4 separate regions of the Mus musculus genome follow, and regions 2, 3 and 4 are each linked to region 1. Evidence: chromatin loops called from intact Hi-C (ENCODE). Cell type or tissue: left cerebral cortex. All regions are shown on one strand. Region 1 holds the start of Mid1ip1 (Mid1 interacting protein 1 (gastrulation specific G12-like (zebrafish))). Region 2 holds the start of Gm39494 (a long non-coding RNA gene). Region 3 overlaps Bcor (BCL6 interacting corepressor). Region 4 has its middle 7.1 kb from the start of Gm39494.

The links. Peaks named below come from ENCODE experiments on the same cell type or tissue, not always from the same donor. Only the 100,000 strongest peaks of a DNase experiment are listed, where the experiment ranks them.
Region 2: a loop joins it to region 1, with 7 times the contacts of the local background. A loop is called at or near these places in 7 of 42 quality-filtered maps.
Region 3: it touches region 1 in a loop (3.0-fold over the local background); 2 of 42 quality-filtered maps call a loop at or near these places.
Region 4: it touches region 1 in a loop (2.8-fold over the local background); 11 of 42 quality-filtered maps call a loop at or near these places.

Annotation. Positions count from the first base shown.
Region 1 is chrX:10,717,149-10,722,148 of GRCm38, reverse strand. It overlaps Mid1ip1 (Mid1 interacting protein 1 (gastrulation specific G12-like (zebrafish))), which reads right to left and starts at 4,784. Exons shown (of 2, transcript NM_026524.4): 1 at 4,445-4,784; 2 at 2,447-4,162. The coding sequence starts at 3,919. The coding sequence ends at 3,371. In left cerebral cortex, a CTCF peak has its summit at 2,944; DNase peaks (open chromatin) are centred at 2,950, 3,500, 3,911, 4,749 and 1 more place; H3K4me3 peaks cover 3,021 bases; H3K27ac peaks cover 2,362 bases.
Region 2 is chrX:10,989,228-10,994,227 of GRCm38, reverse strand. It overlaps Gm39494 (a long non-coding RNA gene), which reads left to right and starts at 2,271. Exons shown (of 3, transcript XR_878055.1): 1 at 2,271-2,385; 2 at 3,520-3,635; 3 at 4,974-5,000. In left cerebral cortex, no CTCF peak of the experiment used is centred here; DNase peaks (open chromatin) are centred at 1,654, 2,239 and 2,367; H3K4me3 peaks cover 974 bases; H3K27ac peaks cover 1,275 bases.
Region 3 is chrX:12,066,598-12,071,597 of GRCm38, reverse strand. The region is part of intron 1 of Bcor (BCL6 interacting corepressor); the gene reads left to right. Among named protein-coding and RNA genes, the nearest start is that of Bcor, 11 kb to the left of the region's middle. In left cerebral cortex, no CTCF peak of the experiment used is centred here; DNase peaks (open chromatin) are centred at 418, 638, 2,108 and 3,468.
Region 4 is chrX:10,982,353-10,987,352 of GRCm38, reverse strand. No RefSeq gene overlaps it. Among named protein-coding and RNA genes, the nearest start is that of Gm39494, 7.1 kb to the left of the region's middle. In left cerebral cortex, no CTCF peak of the experiment used is centred here; a DNase peak (open chromatin) is centred at 2,302.

The sequences.
Region 1 (5,000 bases):
TAAACATTTAAGAAAATGCTAGGGAGGCCGGGCAGTGGGGGCGCACACCTTTAATCCCAGCACTTGGAAGGCAAAGGCAGGCGGATTTCTGAGTTCAAGGCCATCTTGGTCTACAGAGTGAGTCCCAGGACAGCCAGGACTACACAGAGAAACCCTGTCTTGAAAAAAAAACAAAACAAAAAACGAAAAAGAAAATGTTGGGGATATTAAACTAAGACAGGGAGAGATGGAGCCGTGAAAGGTAGAGAAAGAGGACAGAAAACACTAGTTAAGAATGATTTTTGACCCCTACTTTGCCAGCTCTTCTGAAATGTTGATTGATTTTGGCTTCATTTGTATTTATTTAAATGCTATCTTATTCTTTTTTTCCAATTTTTATTAGGTATTTTCTTCATTTACATTACAAATGCTATCCTGAAAGTCCCCTATACCCTCCCCCCACCCTGCTCCCTTACCCACCCACTCCCACTTCTTGGCCCTGGCATTCCCCTGTACTGGGGCATATAAAGTTTGCAAGACCAAGGGGCCTTTCTCCCAGAGTACAGTCTAACCCTAATTCATATTAAACAGTGATTGCAAAATTAAAAAAAAAAAGAATGATTTCTGTTCAAAACAAAAAGTAAAACAAGGAAGCATATGCAAATCAGCCAAACTTTCAATTTTTTCTCTGATACCAGGGATAGGAATACATCAGGCAGCTTGCTAAGGAAGAGACAAATGCAAAACATGAAACTCTCCACAGGAGCAAAGCTGCAAACTGGTGGGCAAAACCAGGTTCTCAAAAGATCACAGTGTGAGATCTTGTGTAGAAAATTGTTATCAAATGTTCTTTAACAGCAAATCATAGTAATATTAGTTGAGACTCATTAGCATATATGCATATGCTTATATACACATGCTTATATAAAAATATTTAAAAATAAAAAAAATGAAATTAGTACTTTTGCCAGTTTATTCTTCTGCCAGCCTTTTCTGAATATACGGTTCAGTTAGTGTCCCATAAAGCTCTTACCATCACTTTCTCTCTTGATTTTAATCAGGCTCTCCCTCAGGACTTTGGGGAAATGGATGAATCAGTTTTGTATGTTACTTAAAATAATAGTTTCCTTCCAGCAGTAGACATCTGGCCAAAGCCTCATTATTTTCATAAAGAATACAGAGCAGGAAAGGAAATGGAGGCACAAAATCCATTTAGAGTAAGAGAGAAACCTAAAAGCGATTTTCTCTGGGGCCTAAAGAATCTTCTAAGTAACCAGCATCCCTGTCCCCACTGCAAACCCAGGAAGCATCTTAAGTCCTATGCCGGACTTCAAGTGTGGTACCAGGACAATTACATTTAGCTACAATCCGGAGGAACAGGCAATTTTCTAGTGCCACAGCCTTTGTTTCTTTCTACCCTCATTGCTTCTGGAGTTGCCTTTAAAATTTTTATTTGCACTTTGATATTTCAAAGGGAAGAGAAAACAAATGTGGGTATAGCTGACATTTGGTGCTGGCTAGCTTATCTGCATTTATTAACGATTAACTTTCACTGGCAACAGGCAGGCATCCCAGTCTGGAGACCTCCCCCTCCCCCCTCCCCGATTTTTTTTTTCTGCTGCGAAGTGCTGATAATGGACTTGAACTGGCCTGGCCTGGCCTGTAATGTGTATGCACACGCGTGCACACACAATTGATATTTTTTAAAAGCTGCAAAGTCGTGTGGATTTTAAAATCAGGTCCTATGAGTTTAAAGAATGGCCCCATGACTTCTGGTGAAAACTGAGGTTGACCTGGCATGCATCCCCCAACCCAATGAAATAAAGAAAATGCAGACTGTTGTTTCACCTGTTCTGACTTCTCCCAGGAATGCTATCTTAAAAAGCATTCCTAAGAGACTTAGGGCAGCCTTGATCAGATCTGCTATCCACAAATGCTGAATGGGTCACTGAAAATCTAGACAATGCTTGGGGACTCCTGATGAAGGGCACTGCTTATATTTATGCTATAACCTTTTAAAATATCGACCATGATTTCCATATAATATTTTTATATAAAGACCTGCAAGATGAGTGCATTGCTATTAGATGGGATTTTTTTTTCTTTTGATGTTGTTAATTTTTCACTTCTCCATAGTCAAGGGAAATTTAGAGTCTTGGCTTCAAAACACTTCCACTAACTAAATATTGCTATAAGCTAGCCAAATTGGCTGAAAGACACTCTATGTAGTTTCACAGATCCTTGCAATATTTATTAACTTCTTCTTGGGATATTTGATCCCATCTTGAAAATGAACTGTTAGAAAGCTTCCCTAGTAGCTACTTGTCAAAAGGAAATAGTTGTAGAGATGACTAGCCACCACCTGGAAATATCAGAGAAAAATAACACTTAATGTCAGGGAAATAAAGGACACGTCTTTTTAATGATTTGGCCACTCATTGGTGGATTAAAGAGCAACACACACTTGTCCAGTTTTGTTAACACATCTGCGTTTTTATTTTTTAGAATATAGTCTACATCTGGATTAAAAAAAGTTTTAAATAAACAAGACATATAACAACAGTGGAGCCCTTCATCATTCTCCATACGATACAGATATAATGTCAGCTGGTTCCACTTTAGATAAATCCACTTTCTCATAATAATGTTAATTATTTTCGCTAGCCGAGTGGCAAGCTTCATCCTAGCTGGCACATCGCCAGTTTACACACACGGGCGGGGGAGGGGTGGCGTGAAAGGGATAGGGTGCCACAGGACTACTGTACAGTGTAACAGAAAATCATTAATAAAGTAGTACCGGTTACCAACAGTGCTGTTTGTGCGCTTATCACAATGGAATCGACGAAGTTTCAAAGCAAAGAGATCTGAAAGACTTAAGACAGGGTCACTGTTACAAAAAGAAATAGTGCAAACAGGAAAACTGACGCAATCCTAGCAACGCCAAGGCCTCCTCTGGCAGCTCAAGGCAGGGCAGCAGGAGGCTGAGCCCCGCCTCCCCCAAGCACCCGGCTAGAAGCTGCCCTCCCATGTGTGGCAACCCAGCACTGTGCCCTGGCATGGCCCTTTCTCAGGCCCTTCTCTTCCGGAAAGAAAAACAGAAAAGAAACCCCAAGAAAGGCACAGGCTGAATGAAGGACATCGGCCCAGTTCCATTCCCACCAACACAGAGTAGGCCCCCTCCGGGGGTCTTTGAACCCCCCTCTCTGGCGACTACTTTCCTCTGCTCTCGCGATGAGGCCCTCTTCTCCACACTAACCCCACCAAGTACACAGCCCAACTTTACAGTGTGCCCTTCGCGCCCCACAACCAGGAAGAAAATAGCTTGGAGGAAAGAGAGGGGTGGTAGAGCCGACCCGAGAGAGGGTGCTGGGCAGCGGGGACAGCCCCCGCCTCAGTGGCCCCAATTACTGAAGCCGATCTCCTGCTTGTATCTATTGGTGAGGATGTTGGCTTTTCGGGTGAGTTTGGAGAGCACGGTGTGCAGCCCGCGCAGGTGGTAGTGGAACTGCTGCTCCAGATCTTCCTCGCCCGCATCCGCGCTCTCCAAGTGACTCAGGCCCACCAGGATGTCCTTGGGCTTCCAGGTGCTCTCCTCGCTCCCGGCCGGCGGAGACGAAGGCTGGTGCAGGACTCCCCACTCGATATCATTGCGGATGGACTTGAGCAGCACGTAGTGGCTGTACATGTCCCGGGAGGGCGCGAAAAAGCTTTCATTGGCGCTGCCCGGGCTTGGGGCCGGGGTCGTGCGCTCCTCCAGGCAGCCGCCACTGCCGCCTACCTCCACGCTGACCTCGTCTATCTCCGGCTCGGACAGGGGTACGTCGCGCAGCAGACTGGGCACCATCACCGTCTGGTCCATGTTGTTCACCGCGCCAATGAAGCGATTCATGGCGTTAAAGAGCGAGTGCTTCTGGTTATATGTGTCGCAGATTTGCATCATGGTGGCCGAGCGGGCGCGGAAACACAGGGACGCTGGTACACGGAGATAGACCGCTGGCGATGCCGCCTTCAAGCGCTCTCAGAGGCTGATGCCGGGAGCCTGCTTGAAGCCGGTGTGACGGGATTCCCAGATCCTTCTCCGCCCTCTCTAACTTGCTTCTTTCTCAGCTCAGCCCTTCGTGAGGCCCGGCTGCTCTTATCTTTGGCTCAGGATTGACGGTGGGTGGCTGGGTCTAGCCTTTTTCTGCTTGGGAGACAGAGACGAAAAGAACAAATTACCCACCCGGTTAGGATGCCCGGCATCCGGTCCGCGCGATGCTCCCACCCTGACCAAGGCTGGCCAGAGAAGGCACAAGGGTGGTTCCTTGGGACCAGCCGGTATCACCTCCTCCAATACTAGCAGAAGACCTTTGAAAAAAAAGGAGAAAAAAATCTCCCCCATCCCGGACTCTCTGGTTTCTCCCTTCTAAAACCTAAGCGAAAGCAACCATATTAGCCCGGGCTGCCAAAGGGCGGGGACACCCACCTCTTGCACTGCGAAATCCCCTGGTTCTCAGTGCTTGCGTTGCGGACGGTGGCTGCCCAAGGGCGCTGCTGCGGTCACTGATCGGACTGTGAGTAAGGGCGACTGTGGTTGCTCCGGCCCCCTGCCCATTCCAGGTGCTCAATTTATAGTCCGGGAAAGGTGTCCCAGGCGCCCAGGACCACCCCTGATGTCTCCTCCTCCTACCTCCTCCAGCAGCACAGATAAAAGGTCCCAGCCCTGACCGCGAGTAACACTCGCCCAACCCTTTCTACCGCGGGGGCGGGGCACGCCGGGTGGCTCCGCCTCTCGCCTGATACCCGGGCTAAGGCAGGGCGGCCCAGCAGGGCAAGGCAGGGTAGGGCTGGGAGGATGGAGCGGCCGCACCCCAGCACCAAACCCAGAACAAGCTGTTTGGGGGAGGGAGGGCGAGGCACTGAGCCCAAGGAGCCGCCGTCCAAACCAGAGGGCGGACTGGCGCGCGCGGGCTGGGCGGGCTTGGCGCGCACTCTCCGGGTGGGATGACCGGAATGCTTGTGTGTCCGGGTTGCAAAAGAGC
Region 2 (5,000 bases), 270 kb before region 1:
ATTGATGAATTGGGACTTATTTCGGCCACATTTTTGGAGGCTGGGAAAAGCAAGAGAATAGCGCCTGCATCTCATAAGGGGTTTGGCCTGTTTGATTTCACAATGAGAAAAACACAAGTGGTCGTGTGGTAAGAAAGAAAGTAAGACCAAGGAGAAGCCAGAAAATCGCTTCAATAATAACCTGTTCTTGAGGAGACTGCCCTCGTCCGGTGAGAGTGCCATGTGTCTGTCCATGAGAACGGAGGTACCATGACTCAAACACTACTTAAGGTTCTCATCAGTTTTCAAAATGGTTCTGCTGGAAAACAAATTTCAACACACATTTTGGAAACGACAAACCATATTCAGACTGCTGCAGCTCTCTGCTAGGTAATCTCAGCCTGTATAGCAGAAATGGAAATGCCCTCCTGGAGAGACCAGGAAATCTTGCTCCAAATGTGCTCAGTGATTGAGCTGAGCATCGCAACTTCAGGAAACCATTGCATAGCACACACAGGCTCTGAAGCCAGACTCTGTTGAGAGAGCATCCTCATCACTTTTAAGCTATGCTACCTTGATTGTATTCCTTGGTGTCTCTGTGCCTCCTTTTACTCCGACTATGATCTGTAAAGAGAACATCTAGCCGTAGAGTTTTTGGGAAGACTCAGTGAGAAATTGTATTAGCCATTCTTCTGAACAGAGCTGTGACACTATCGATCCTTGCTCACAGGAAGGATGCTAAAAGCCTTGCTTAGACTGGGTCACTAATGGGAGGTGGGAGAAGAAAGCCACTCACACAGTCCAGGGGAGAAACCAGGTGGCAGGAAGCAGGCCTGTCTAATACAAAGACCAGATCGAGATCAGGCCTCTGGGCAAACATCCTCCACGCTATGCTCACAGCCCAGCCAGTCTCTAAGGACCAAGAAGGGAGAGGGCGCATGAAGCTGGCTTTCTCAGCAGGAGTCAGACAGATAGACATTGCTTCCTAGTGGGGAGGAGAGCTAGATGTTGTCTTTCCCTCACCCCTAGCAACCGGTCTGGCTCCCTTAATAAGAGGCTGCCCTCCCTGGTCCTGATGTCTCAATCTTCCCTCCTGCTCCTTGCTCTCTGAGCTGCTGCGTCCAGCACAACCATCAGGGAGGCCGCTGAACCTCCCTTACTTGCCTGGGAGAGCTGCCAGAAAGAAACGGCACAGCAGTAAGCTCCAATAATGCTAAACAATGGATTAATTACACTCCTTGCCTGTTTATCTAGAGCTCCTGGGGGTCACTGGCACATGTGGTCACAGCAGACAACAACAGGTGTGAGATGTTGGGGGCTACATCCACTAGCCACAACGGGAGACCCTCTGTGTCTTCCACCCCCATCGCACATTTTCTGTGCTCTGCTCAAGGCAGCAAGTCTGCCCAACCCCCAAGAGATACGGAAAGCTTTTTGCCATCTCTTTTTCCTCCTTCCCTGGGGATTTCATGCTGAGCGGACTGCTTATTTTCCCAAGCCCACTTGGAGAGCTGGGGGTGGGAAGCAGGGGAGAGGCGCTTTCTTCCCAGGAGGGCATCTGGCCTGGGGTAACAGCTGGGCTGGCACTGCTCTAAGCCCACCTGGCCAGGCTGGGAAGAGGCAAGAGCTGCTTTAGGGACGTACAAGTGTCGGCTTGGCTTTCGCAAAAAGGAGGCCAGCCTCAGAGAGCAAACTACTAATTAGGTCGCGGTCTGCTTCCCGCTGCCACTTCACTTTCCACCCCAGAAAAGCCTCACTGTGAGACCAAGACCATCAGCCCTTTCACTCAAATGCAAATGTCTCCAGGCGCATGTCTGGTAGGCTTTTTCCGGCACTGGCTCACAGTGCTGACAGGACTTCACGAGGGACAGGAGCTGCCTACAGAGAAGGATTTGATAAAAATCCGCTTAGAAAATATGGAGCCACTTTGAGTGTGCGTGTGTGTTGCGGGGTTGTGTGTATGTGGTGTATGTATGTGAGAGAGTGGGTATGCCCAGCAGGGAGCAAGCATTCAGAGACCAGAGCAAGACGTCACGTGTCTTCTTCATCTATTGTTTCTTGAGACAGAACTGGAAGCGCCTTTTCTCATATAGGCTTGCTGGTTAGACAGTTCTTGAAACGTGCCTGTCTCCGCCTCCCAATACCGGGGCAAAAGCCAACTACACCCATGTCCAGCCTTTTACAATTTGGGTCCTCACACTCTGGAAGCATTGTCTTACCACTCAGCCATTCCCCAAAGCACCCCACCTCCTGATTTGCTTTTAAAGAGAAAGGCAACCCTGAATGGATTTATAGAAGCTGTGTTTGAATGAGCCCTTGAATGTGGCCGGCCCAGTTTTCATTTGCCAAAGGGGAAGAAAACAGAAAGAGCTGCCGATTTCTGCCTACAGTCGCACAGAAAGCAAGGTTTGCTTTATAGGACATCTGGACACTTCAAGGCCAGCGGGTGGCGGGTGGGGGAGTGAAGGAGCTCTTTGCACAATTAGTCCCAGGCAAGCTTATGCCTACTGAGTGGAGTCTGAGGCCACATTCCTCTCCCTTGGCTCTTTTCTCATCTGAGACCTTGGTTCTGTTCCTGTCAAGCTCAGATCCCCTTCCATGACCCATAGCCAAACGTTATCCAGAAGGATCTGAAAGCGAGCCTTCAGTCCTTGTTATCTGAAGGAACCAGACAGCTGCTCTCGCAGGTGTTTGCATTTCTGGCTTCTTGTGGCTGATGCTGTGCTGTTCCAGGGGCCTTTTTACATACTCTCTCTGTCCCCTACTCAGTCCCTCTCTGGGATCTGCTTTCACCTGAAAGGACCTTTTGTCCAAGGTCATACCTCCTCCATCTGGATGGGACGAATTACTAAAGCCCACATCCTTTGTTTGGGGGGATTCCGCAGACACGTCAGTGCTAGAGTTCCCTGAGGTGTCAGCTGAGGCCCCTGCCACAGCATTACATTTTAAGTTCTCTCTGCCCCATCCTGCCGCCTGCCTTCCCTCCTTTATAGATGTGGCTCTTGAGGGTGATACCAACAAATTTCTTGCATGCAAATCTCTGACGCAAATTTTGCTCTACAGTAAACTCAGCCTAAGACACCTCTTTTGGCTGTACCTTTGGGCGAAGGAATTACAAATCAGGGGAATTCAGAGGGTGGGGCATGTCTGAGAGCAGCTTCCTTCTGGAATCCATTCCACTTATTCAAATACCTCCTGAAAAATCAAAGGGCAGACTTGTGGGTTCAGGTATGTACCTGCCTCCCCCTTCCACTGCCTGTGCTATAGAGAAGGGGGGGGGAGCCCTGACTTTGAGTTCCATTCTTAAGAGTTCACTTTGGTTTGTGAAATTTACAAAAACAGAAATACCCAGACAGAATCCCTGAACACAAACCCTTAAAGGTCTAGTCCTGGCCCAGGGGCATCTACCGTCACTCTTCTGGCATGGCTTCCTCCTTCCTGGATATTGGGTGGAGGCCCTTGTATTAGACAGTTTGCTCCAGTAATATTGCATCATGGCTTGTTGTTACCTAGTTTAGTGGTATCATTATCTCCTAACAGGAGTTTGTGGTACCTGAAAAAAGACGGTGGCCAGGGATACTGCCATCAGAAAGAGCCTCTGACAGGAATTCCTCGCTATCACCTCCTGGCAAACATTAAAACAAAATGTATCTGAGGTAAGCATGCAGCAAAGTCTGATGGTCGCCTAGTCTAGAGGCTCTGTGTCATCAAAAGAGGCCCCATGAAGTGAGCAAAATCTAGTGATTCTGGTCTTGGTCTGAAGAGTGCCCAGAAACAATTTCAGTAACAGATTAATATAACAAATATCACATTAGGGATAGGTGACCAATTAGCTGAAGGAGCAAGAAGGAGGACGGTTTTAGCATCCACAGACAAAGATAGATTTAGAGCCAGCACCCATTTCCCTACCGTATCCTTGCCCTGAATGAAGATTGCTATTTTGCACAAATGTGTGTTCATTTTCATCATGGTAGGCAACAGTGACTTCTGTTCACCAGCCTCCAGGGGTCATCTACTCAGATGGCTCATTCTGTGTTGCTCTTAGACAGAGCGTGGAACAAAGGTGCACCCTCTCACCCAGAGGGAGAACTGCCCTGGGCTCAACTGCAGCAGCCTCCCTTGTGAAGCTACTGTCCTCTGAGGGCCACATCACTCCTAGCTCGAGTTTTGATGTATCCGTTCCCTGTCTCCATGAACCAGACACTCTGCTAAGTGCAGAGACTTGTTTATGGTGAAAACTAGCAACTCTCCTTCACCATGACTGTGCCTAGTGTGTGGTGTTCCTCTAGGTGGCCCTTACATGGCTTGAACTGTCTAGAGAAAACCTGTGACAGACTTGATTCTGCCTTAGCATTGCCTGTTTTCCTTTTAGGGTCCTTTCCTTCCCCTATCTGGGTATTCCGTTGATGTGGACACGTAAGGCTTCTTTGGAAAGTCGGTTGGATGGTGTTTTGCTAGGGAAACACGTGAAGGAACATCTCCTTAAAGTGGACATGGGTGTGAAAGACTAAGGCAGACTCATGAAGGAACATTTTGCTGAAGCAGGCACAGGAGAGAGGATGCTCTGCTAAGGCAAGCACACATGAAAGGACACATTATGAAAGACTGTTTGCTAACAACACGCAAGTATTGGTCTGCCTTGCATTGCATAGTTGAGCTGCATTTGTCAGGGCTGCAAACTGGGGATGATTAGTTGGATGTATGTGCTAAGGCAAAAGCTGGGCTAAGGCAAGGCCCGTGGAGGACACATGATGTTCGGAAGGTATAAATAGGACTCCACGAAGTGACAGACAGAACTTGGCTTTCTGTTACAGCTAGCTGTGCAGAGCTTGTAGGTCTTAGCTGATCTTCTCTTCTCTGAGAGAGGCATAACTGAGACCTTCTCCTGGTATTCCTGCTGATCCCTCCTGTTCACTTGAGCTCAGGCAGAGACCTGGCTGTCTCTGTTAGGTCCTGCCACAGCTGCTGATTCGTGTTTTCTGTCCCAACTCTAGCGAACTGGACTGCTGATGTATCCATGA
Region 3 (5,000 bases), 1.3 Mb before region 1:
TTCCAGAACTGGTATCTAGGTGCCATTTGGCACGTTTTCCAGTCATTATTTCAGAGGAGGGGACAGGGCTGCTGGAGAGGACCTAGCTGGAAGAGGTGCAGGAATGGCTGCTACAGCAGCCAGAGGTGCTGTGGCGTGATAGGGATTAGGTCCGGATGTTATGAAGGCTCACTGTGGTTTTCAATAAAGTCAGCCAGAGACTGCTTCTTTTATATCGATATGTATTTAAAAGAAATTACTAGCACGAGAAGAAAACCAGACCTGTATGGATCCAGGCCGGTAGTAAGCTACTGTGATCAGGTTCCCTCTTCGACTCCCAGAGGGGAAGTCAGCTTTTGATTGAAGCTACACTTGGTTCTTGACTCTCAGGGGATGCCTGCTCTGAAACAGGAGCTCCCCCCCTTCTTTCCCTAAAAGCCTTTGTGCTGAAAGAGCTTCAGTAGGCATGAATCTCTGGTCCCTCTGAAGAAAGCCTTGCGGCCTTTGCTGACGTTGGTTTGTGAACAGTGGAGCAGTGGATTTTACCAGGCCAGCACCCCCCCCCACACCTCCACCCCACCCCCTGATTTAGCTCACTAGTTAGAGGTAGTATATGGGCAGGGTGCTCCTGACTGGTGGTGGCTGCAGCGTGGAGCCCAGCTGCCTGGAATCTGAAGGCTCTGTAACCTTTGAAGGGGGCCCCCTCATGAGGGGGCAGAGGTGCGGAGCTCGAGGACCCAGGGTTGTTTTGGAGGGTCTGTTTGTTTTCTCCAGTCTCCGAGAGGCTGAGGGTGGAGACGGACGGACGGGCAAGAGTGTGTTCCAGCTTTGAGTCTGATTTAAAAAAAAAAAAAAACAAACTTGATTTAATTGGAGAAACTCCTAGGCATTTCACAGTTCTGTACAAATGCAAACTTGAAATAGCTTGAGACCTACGTCATTTTTAGGAAAGGATAAATGAAGTACAAAAGTGTTCAAACTATGTAAATCCTTGGAGTTGTCTGCCCTCCCATAAACACATGACAAGTGCCAAGGCATTTCCAGTCAAAACATCCATGGACCCAGCAGTCTCCTTCCTTTGTATTTATTATTTTATTAACAGCATTTTACACAGCATTTAACAAGCCCAGACTGCCCGCTTTCCACAGTGCCTGGGTGGAAGATGGGTGGGGGTGGGGGAAAGTGGTCTACAAACCCACTAGAGATCTCCCGATGGACAGGCAGTCTATCTCTACTGGCCAGCAAGGAGCCAAAAGTAGTACTGAGGAGAGAGCTCCCTTCCTATCCTAGGAGTGTTTTTGGGCTTCTAGAATGTGTCTGCTCCCATAGTCTACGTGGAAGGTAAATCAGGGTCTACTCCTGGCTACTCTGCCCCTTGGTTATTAGTGATCTTCAAAGAATGAGTATTTGTCTGTCGTTATTCTATATCCTGGTGGAAAGTTTCTAACGAAAAGTAATGCCTTTCTTAAGTCATAAAATGAGCCTTGTATGATTATTTAATTAAAATCTATTTAAGGACCGATTAGGCGTGTAATTTGCGCTAATAATGACGATTATGGAAATGTTCAACTTAACCAAAAAGCATAAAGGAGACATTTTGATCAGTGGGGCGACCAGTAAGTATTCAATGAGTTGGGCAATTTCTGAAAGACCAGAGGCGGACCTCTGTGGCCCTGCACAGAACTGCAGACATGTCCAGCCTCTGTGACAACCTCGGGGGGCTGCAGGCCTCTCTATCACAGCCCCAGCCTACCCACTTTGTCCAGTGGCCAAGTAGCGTGAGCAGCCATCTCTTCCCATCCAGCGCCTCCAGACTCTACCAGAGGCACAAACTCTGGGAGAGGGCTGATAAACCACAGCGAAATCACTGCGAAATGGCGGTGCTCTTGGGCTTAACAAACTGCACCGAGAAACGCACGCTTCCTTGGCTGGCCTTGGATAGAGCCCGGAGGGGTGGGGTGTGGGGGGGAGCCAGGGTCCCTTGTTCCGGAGAAAGCTGCCAGCTGCTGGTCTTGGTGCGAAGGCGAAGGCAGACACAATGCTGCTGTTGTTGGTTTGATCTCTAACTGTGGATTGTTAGTCTGGCTTTAACTATGTGGTAAGGGGGGAATGTGAAGGCTGTTTACAGCGAGTGCAAATAATGTGACAGCTGTTGGCGCGCGAGCCGCGCTGCGCCTCCTCAGCACTCACACAAAGCGCGCACTATGCAGGCAGGCCCCGTGGAGGAGCTGCAGAGGTGGCCACCACTTTGTGGCTGGCGCTTTCGGATGAGAGAAAGCTGGGTCACATCCCGTCACCAGTCACATCCCCAGCATGCACCTTAAGGACTGCCCAAAGGGTGGGGTAGGGGTGTGGGAGGGTTTATATGTTGTGGTTGAGGGATCTTGTTAGACCGAGGTGTCAGGAGAAGGCCTGGGGAAGGTGGGGGTGGGGCCCGGAGTGTCACTGTCTAGAGGGGTTTGGCCAAGATCCATGAACCTGGGTCCTCAGCTGCTTGCGGCAGAGTTTGCAAGATTCGGGAAAACAACCAGCAGCCCCAAATAAAGCTTGTCGGGAAGAATTAAGTGAAGGCCTTCTGGGGATCCCGCAGGCTCTGAAGGCTGTTCTTCCTTTGCAATGGCTCTATTCAGATAAGTTAGAGAGAGGCGCGGCTGTGTTCTGGCCACTGTTCTTCAGGGTGGAAATGCAAGTGTGTGGGTTCAGGATCCAAAGGCGTTTGCATTTTCCGGGAAAGGGGTGCAGGTTGACTTGGAGCCACACGGTCTCATAAGCTCCCCCTGGCAGAGCACACCGGCCTTCAGCTACAGCCTCCAAAGGCCTGGTAGAAGAGGCACCACCCGCTGGGCACTAGGGTGCTGTGATAGGAGAGCAGGAGAAAGGTGATGGTGAGGACCAGCACTCTGTCCAATCCTGGTGATGCATCGCATAGGATGCATAGATATAGTCTAGAACTTGGGTCAGTCTCTTGGGTGGCCTGGGGCAAGCTGGGAGGAAAGGGTCACCCCAACTCCTCAGGAGTCCCGAGGTCGAAAGGAGCCTTCCCAGGATATAGAAAGGCTGTTCCCGGGCTATGGAAAACCTTTTCAGGCTGACTTAATTCTACAGCCTCCTTCTGGGTTACTTTGGCCCTTGTGTGGCCAGCCGACAGGCTGTCTGAGTCTAGAAACTCCCCACCCCCCAGGTAGGACTTCTTTCTACATATTCCCCTCGGGGAGCTGGGAGATGCTTCTGGAGTGATACATGAACTTCGGTGCCAGTTCTATAAATTGGTCTCTTTTTATGACGTGTGCCATTTTCTGTAGGAATGTTGCTTGCAAAACGAGTTTCGCCTTGGAGGAAAGGCGGAAAGATAAACAAGCCTGTAACGCCAAAACACTGGCAGTCTTTCCTTCCTTCCAGCTCCCTTAAAGCAGCCGGGCTGTATTTCCAGGATTAGACTCATGCTTGTAAGGAGGGACTCTGTTGGCTTTTTTTCCCCCCAAGCAAATGCAAATTAGAGAAAAATAATTTTCTTTCAACGATATGCAATGTATTAGTCACTTGGTATCGTGCTCTCAGGCAGGCCTCATTTGCGCGTCTGCCAGCTCGCTCACATCTGCTTGGCGCTGTTGGGGCATTTTAACCTTGGCGGTGTCGTGTCTAGTCCCATGGATCAAGAAAGAGTAATTAAGCTCTGAACAGCCACAAAAATTCGTGGGTCCCCATCTATATGGCTTTGTTTTGGGGTGCTTTGAGTTCCAAGGCTGAGTAGCAGACCTGGAATTCTTATTGTTCCTTGTAAAGACCATGAATCTGGCTCTCCTGCCCATCCCAGCCCCCCAGCCTTCCCAGGACGTCCAGGCTCTGCACAGTCTACAAGAAGCGTGCATGCAGATTTCAGGACCCTTGCATGTTGCGCCTTACTTCCTTAAAAAGTTTCTTTGTGTTTCCTAAGGATAGCCTTTTGTATAACTTGTTACTTTCTGTAGCAAATGTGTTTAGTTTATACAAAGCCTTAGTGGAAACTAAGTACTCCACTACTTAGCCGAGTACTACTACGGCCTTGATTGACATGGGCCATTTATTTAGGATTCCTCTCTAGGTTGTGTGGATTCCCCAGTGGGGGACAGAACTCTGTTAGGCTGGATCAAGTGTTAGGTGGGGGCGGGGCGGGGCGGGGCGGGGTGGTGGTGGAGGGGGATGGGATGTGAAAAGGAGTGCTGGCTTTCTTCCTAAGTTCTGGGTGCTGGTGCTGGGTCCACCTCCTTTTCAAGGACCTCTTGCTTCCAAATTCACCCCAGTGCGCTTTGGATGCAGATATAGTTCACTGACTAGTTTATCTGGCGCAGCCTGAGGTAATCGGAAAGAACAAAAGGCAGGGAAGGGAGTCTCTGGCCATTCCTGTAGAAGGGAGGGGGAAATAGCCATCCCTGTCCTTGGGTTGGGAGCGGTGGTAAATCTGATCCCCATAGCTGGGATTCTGCCTCGGGTAGAGGATGGATGCCCAGCAACCCACTTTTAGTAGACTCTTGGGGTCTGCCCTACCCAGGGCTCCGTGCCTGTCCTATTTTACAGTATACCACCACACTCAGCTCTCAGCTTAGGGGAGAGTCCAGAGGTACAGTCTGACCGAAGGAAGCTCAAAGTGAAGGTAGGGTTTGCAGTCCTAACTCTACCGGTAAGCTCGGGAGCATGTCCCTTGAGGGCTCAAATTCCGCCTGAACCCACTCAAAAGTTTATTTTTGTTTGAAATTTGATGATGAAGACCAAAGGAGTAGTGAAGGCTCCCGCAGCGGAACTCTGGAAGTTCCCGTGAGAACGCAGGGTTCCAGGGGTTAACTAGGGTCTTTGGGGAGGGTGGCTGCCCAAGGGGAGAACTGGCAGTTTCTGGAAGGCCTGAGGGGGTTTCTGGCCAGGTCTGCTACCTCTCCCTGCTGGGACCTTGGCAGGGAGCTGTAAGGAGGGGCAGAAGGGGCTAGTGAGCTCTGAGCAGGGAGCGAGTGCTGGGAAAGACAATCCCTTTGTTGCAGACTCCTCACATC
Region 4 (5,000 bases), 270 kb before region 1:
AAGTATGCTGGCACTATTCTACAAAGCTGAGCTCTTTGCAGTTCTGTAGGAAAGTGCCTATACATCAATATATGTATCAGAATGATGTCATATCTACAACTTTCATATGGTACAGGAGTGTGTGTGTGTGTGTGTGGCCACATGGAAAATGAGAGAGAGAGAGAGAGAGATTGAGAGAGAGAGAGAATCTAGCAAAAGGGTAGCAACCAATCATCTAGAGGAAATGTATAGACATTCATTTTACTCTTCTTTTAACTTTTCTTCAAGCTTGACATTTTTCAAAGTAAAATATAAGGAAACAAGCAAACAAAACGTGTCCCTTCCTGCTAACACAAAAGATATAAGGAGTCAGATTTAAAAGCTTTATATGATTAACAGGTTAATTTGAACTATTTTCCTGAAAGCCAAGAGAAATCATGAAAAGGTTTTTAACCATGAAAGAAATGATATGATCAGAGGGGTTAGAGAGATGGCTTGGTGTTTAAGAGCACTGGTTGACCCTCCTGAAGACCTGGGTTCAATTTCTGGAACCCATGTGGCAGATTACAACCATCTATAACTCTAGTTGGCTAATCACCGATATAGAATATTTTATTCATGGAGATATATTCCAAGATCCATTCCAAGATCCTCAGTGGATGCAACAAGGAATATATATGCCTTACATAGAGTTTAGTGTATAAATTGGTATAGGAAGAGATTGATTTTAATGACTAAAAATAAAATAGAAAAATACCATCCTATGTACTAAATAAAGTTTACTTGGAAATAAACACTAGGATACTGAGGCTGTTAATCAATGATTGAGACAACTATTTAGAGACTAATGGATAACATATTAGTTAATATTTTCCCCTCACTGTTTGACAAAATACTTGGGAAAAACAATTTAACCAAACAAAGTTAAACTATATTTAAGCTTACAACTCCATCGTGGAACAGAAGGTGTGGTGCTCCCAGCAGTTGGATGAGGGGCAACTGGTCCACTTGCATCCACAATCAGGAAGTAGAAGGAGATGAATGATGATGCTCAATTCACTTTGATGTTTTTTGTCATTCCAGCTCACATTCATAATGCCCCCTGTCTCTTTGGTTAAACCTTCCCAGAAATGCCCTCCCAGGCATGCTCAGAGGTTATCTCTAAGTGCTTTAGAATGCCCTCAAGTTGGTAGTAAAGATTTACCAGAACACATGGGTAAGAGGATACACAGAACAAAGGGTAACTTAAACCCCAGGTGACATAGCACTGTGCAAGATCTCATTATATGTATTTAAAACAACAGACTATTGAAAACATGGATTTCTTATTTCTAGAATTTTCTACCTTATAATTTCAGACTATGGCAGGTAACTGAAACTGTGAAAAATGAAACTATGGTTTATATCATAGAAAGGGACTACTGTATACATCCCCAGTCTGGTGTCTAATTTCCATCCTCTTCATGCATTTCTCAGAACAGAATCCAGTAGGCCTTTCCAGATTGCCTAAGGTTATATGATAGAGATATCTCAGAAGTGTCTTGCATCTGCCTCTTCACTCACTGTTCTGCTCCTGGACTGACCTCACTCATCCATCAAAATGAAACTAAAGCATTTTCTCTTTGGGAAGCGTTCTCTGAGTTCACACCTCCTCTGCTTTATTAGAACTCACCTAACTCTTCCATGTTGCACTTCAGTTTGTTTCTTTCTCCTTATTAGATTCTTTAGTCTTTGAATGTTTTTAAGAAATGGCATTTATGCCTGGCCGATGGTGGGGCTGAAGAAACCATAAATGAGTGAAAGGAAGCAACGTAAATTAGAATCTCAGTTAGGGTTTGTGGCAGAACTTTCCCCTAATGAATAAAGATGACAAGGGAGCCATCACTGGGCAAGTAGGCAGGACTTCCGGGTCAGAAAGTGGAAGAGGGAAGGCAGGAAAAGGAATGGCCCTTTTGGGCAGCAAACTAGGGAAGCAGACAGAATATAGTCAGCCAGAGGCAGAGGTTTGAGTGGCAGATCCACCAGGACCCACTTCTCAAGAATTTTTAACATAGATTAGCTTACAAATTTAGGATGCTAGGTTCTGCACCCAGCGGTTGTGTTACCTGTTGATTCTAAACTAAGATTTTGCGGTGTTTTCCTTCACACTGCGATTCAACTGGGTTCCAGAGGAAGGTATGGCAGCAGAGCGTAGTGTGCAAGAGCACACCCCAGCCAGCCATGGGAATTTGGAAGCGTGGGGCATATGTGGCAACAGCCAGCCATGGGAACTTAGTGAGCTAGGAGGATAGAGCAATTTCAGAGCTGAGTCATAATCTGCTGGGCTGAGAACAGGTCAGCCTGTCTGCTGGTGCCTAGCCAGCCATAGCGTGGGATGCTTTTTTTTTTTTTTTTTTATATTTCACGCAACAAGGTTTCTTCAACTAGAAACACCAGGAATCAACTCTGCATGGAGAGAAATTTACTATAAGGATGTACCACATTATATACTTTAGGAATAGAGTTCCTTAGAAGAAAGAGCTGCAAACCAACTGAGGACCTAAGCAGTAGAATGTTGTCAACAGTTTCTCAATGCCACTGCCATTGAATAAGCTCTGTTTAAGGTTATGACACATTGCCTAAGGTAATGACACATTGAAGTTATAGCTGTTGTACCATTTTCATGTAACTTTCAAGGTAGAATACACATACAGGTACAATACAGGTACAATGGAGACATAGCCTGCATTCCGGAAGAGAAAAAGCAGCTCATCTCCCCGTCATTCTTCAGCGATCATCATCAGTACGATCAAGGAAACGGTCTGTGTCGAAGTTTCAGAATGTTGCTTGTTTATTTGGAGTCTGTGCCGTGTCTTGCACAGAAGGTATTTGAGAGCTTCAAATATCTCGTGCTTTTGGACAAAAGCTGATCTTCTACATTTAAACACAAGCGAAATACCCCTTCCTTGCTGATCAAGGCTACCTGGAGACATTTGTTTCTGATGCGAGAAGAAACGTCATTCTCAGTGACCTGGCTATCATCCTAGGTCACTTAACTGTCTTGTCCATTCTGCCTGCCAGCAGTCCAGCTCAAACAAAATCACAAAAGGCCTTACTCCCCCTGCCTTGTCTCCTGCAAGCTGTCCCCTCATGGCCTCTCCAGGGCCAGTGCAGCTCTCCCAGCTTCAAAAGGCTGGTGTAAAAAGAGAGGAGATAACGTGTCTAGAGAAGGGACACCTTCCTTATCAGAGTCATAGGTAGAGCCAAGTCACATCTGAGAAGCCCCAGGTGGGTTGGAAAACACAAAAGGACCCCTTCTTTGCTTACTTACCTTTCGTGGACTGTGGCCTTTTTATACTTTATTTTACAGTCAGTCCATTGTAAACTCTGCCTAAAGTCTTCAGACCAAGGTTCCTGGCCAAAGGCATTGCTGCCATCCCAGCCACTTGGAACAAACTGCTTCTTGTATAACAAAACAACGAATGAGATGGTGAAAGGACTACCAACACCTTTGGCAACAACGATAACCTATTTCTTTCACCCTGAGGAGTTCAACATTTAAACACATAAAAAGGCCCAACAGACAGCCCCACTCATCTTCCCACAAGGGAGCACTGTAGCCACCTTAAACACACCCATGGAGTCAGGATCTCTCTGGGTTATTTCACACAAAGCCTGCTCGCTCTGAAACCTCCTTATCCTGAGGCTTCCAGGCTCTTCTAGCCTGCATCTGTAGCAAGTCAGGCTCAACTGGGGATGTTTGAACCAGAGCCTCCTGTGGTGTAGCCCATACTGATAGTCAGCCTTTATGCATCTGGAATGTGCTTTCACCTCCTGGAGCTCCAGAGGCCCTGCGTCTGAAGCCCATAAATATTTGAAGACCCTACCTCCATTCTTGTGCAGCTGGAAGCCTGTCCCAGAGCAGACCCAGATGGTTTTGGCATAAGGCTGCTTGCTCATAATTCAAAAATATGATCTAAACCCAACAGCTAAGATACTAAGATCTCACTGTGGCTCAGTTCCACAATCCCATCTGGATCCTCCCTGCCCTCCCCTTTGCTCTCTTGATGGCTTCTGACTCTGATGATCCCTCAGATAAAGTCATAATACTTAAACATGCCTTCATTTCCTCTCAATATATACTGCCAGGTTCCCTGGTACCTGGAGTCATCCTTCTACTAGGCAAGCCCCAGCTTCTCAGACACCAAATTCTGTGTACAGTCCATGACTATCCTCATGCTAAAGAGCATCCTTTGAGATGTCTTTGGTGATGCAGGTATCATCATCACCGTCGTCATGATGATGATGGTGATCATCATCATCGTCATCAATAAATGACTATAAATTATATTTGAGTTACTCTTATCTGCTTCTAAAACACCTGTCCATCTATTCGCTCACTTTATCCTTATGGCAATAATAGAGCATGTGTAAATCACATTGATTTATACCATTTCGCAGAAAGAACTGCTTATTTAGCAGAGCAAATTATTTGCTCAAGGCCACATGGGAATCAGCACTTACCTCATAATTTCTAACTCTCCTACCTCCCAACCCCCAGGCCAACAGCCAGAACAGAATCACAACACAGTGAACAGGCTTTGGCCACAGAAAGATTTGGGTTCTAATCCTAACTAAGACTAAAGTTTTGCTAGGTGGGTTTTGTTGTTGTTTGTTTGTATTTTCTTTTGTTTCAATCTCTAAGGATATATGTTTCCATTTGATCAACAAGCCTGAGTGTATCAGGAGGAAATTGTTAAAATGTGACCCAGGGTAAGACAGCTACTACATACCCTTGGCTGCCATCTTTCTAGATCAATCATCTTTCACTTTGAACTTAATGTCTAGTTCTTGTGTAACTAGACCTTCCCTGCTCCTATCTGATTCAAGAATATTTCAATAACACAGAAAAGAAATCAAAGCCCTTTTTCAGATAATGCTGGGTTGAATTGCTTCTGACAGGGGAACACAAATTCTTCACACCTTTCCAAGCAACTTGTACATCCCATGTGCTAACAGGATGTAAAAGTTTAGTATTGCCC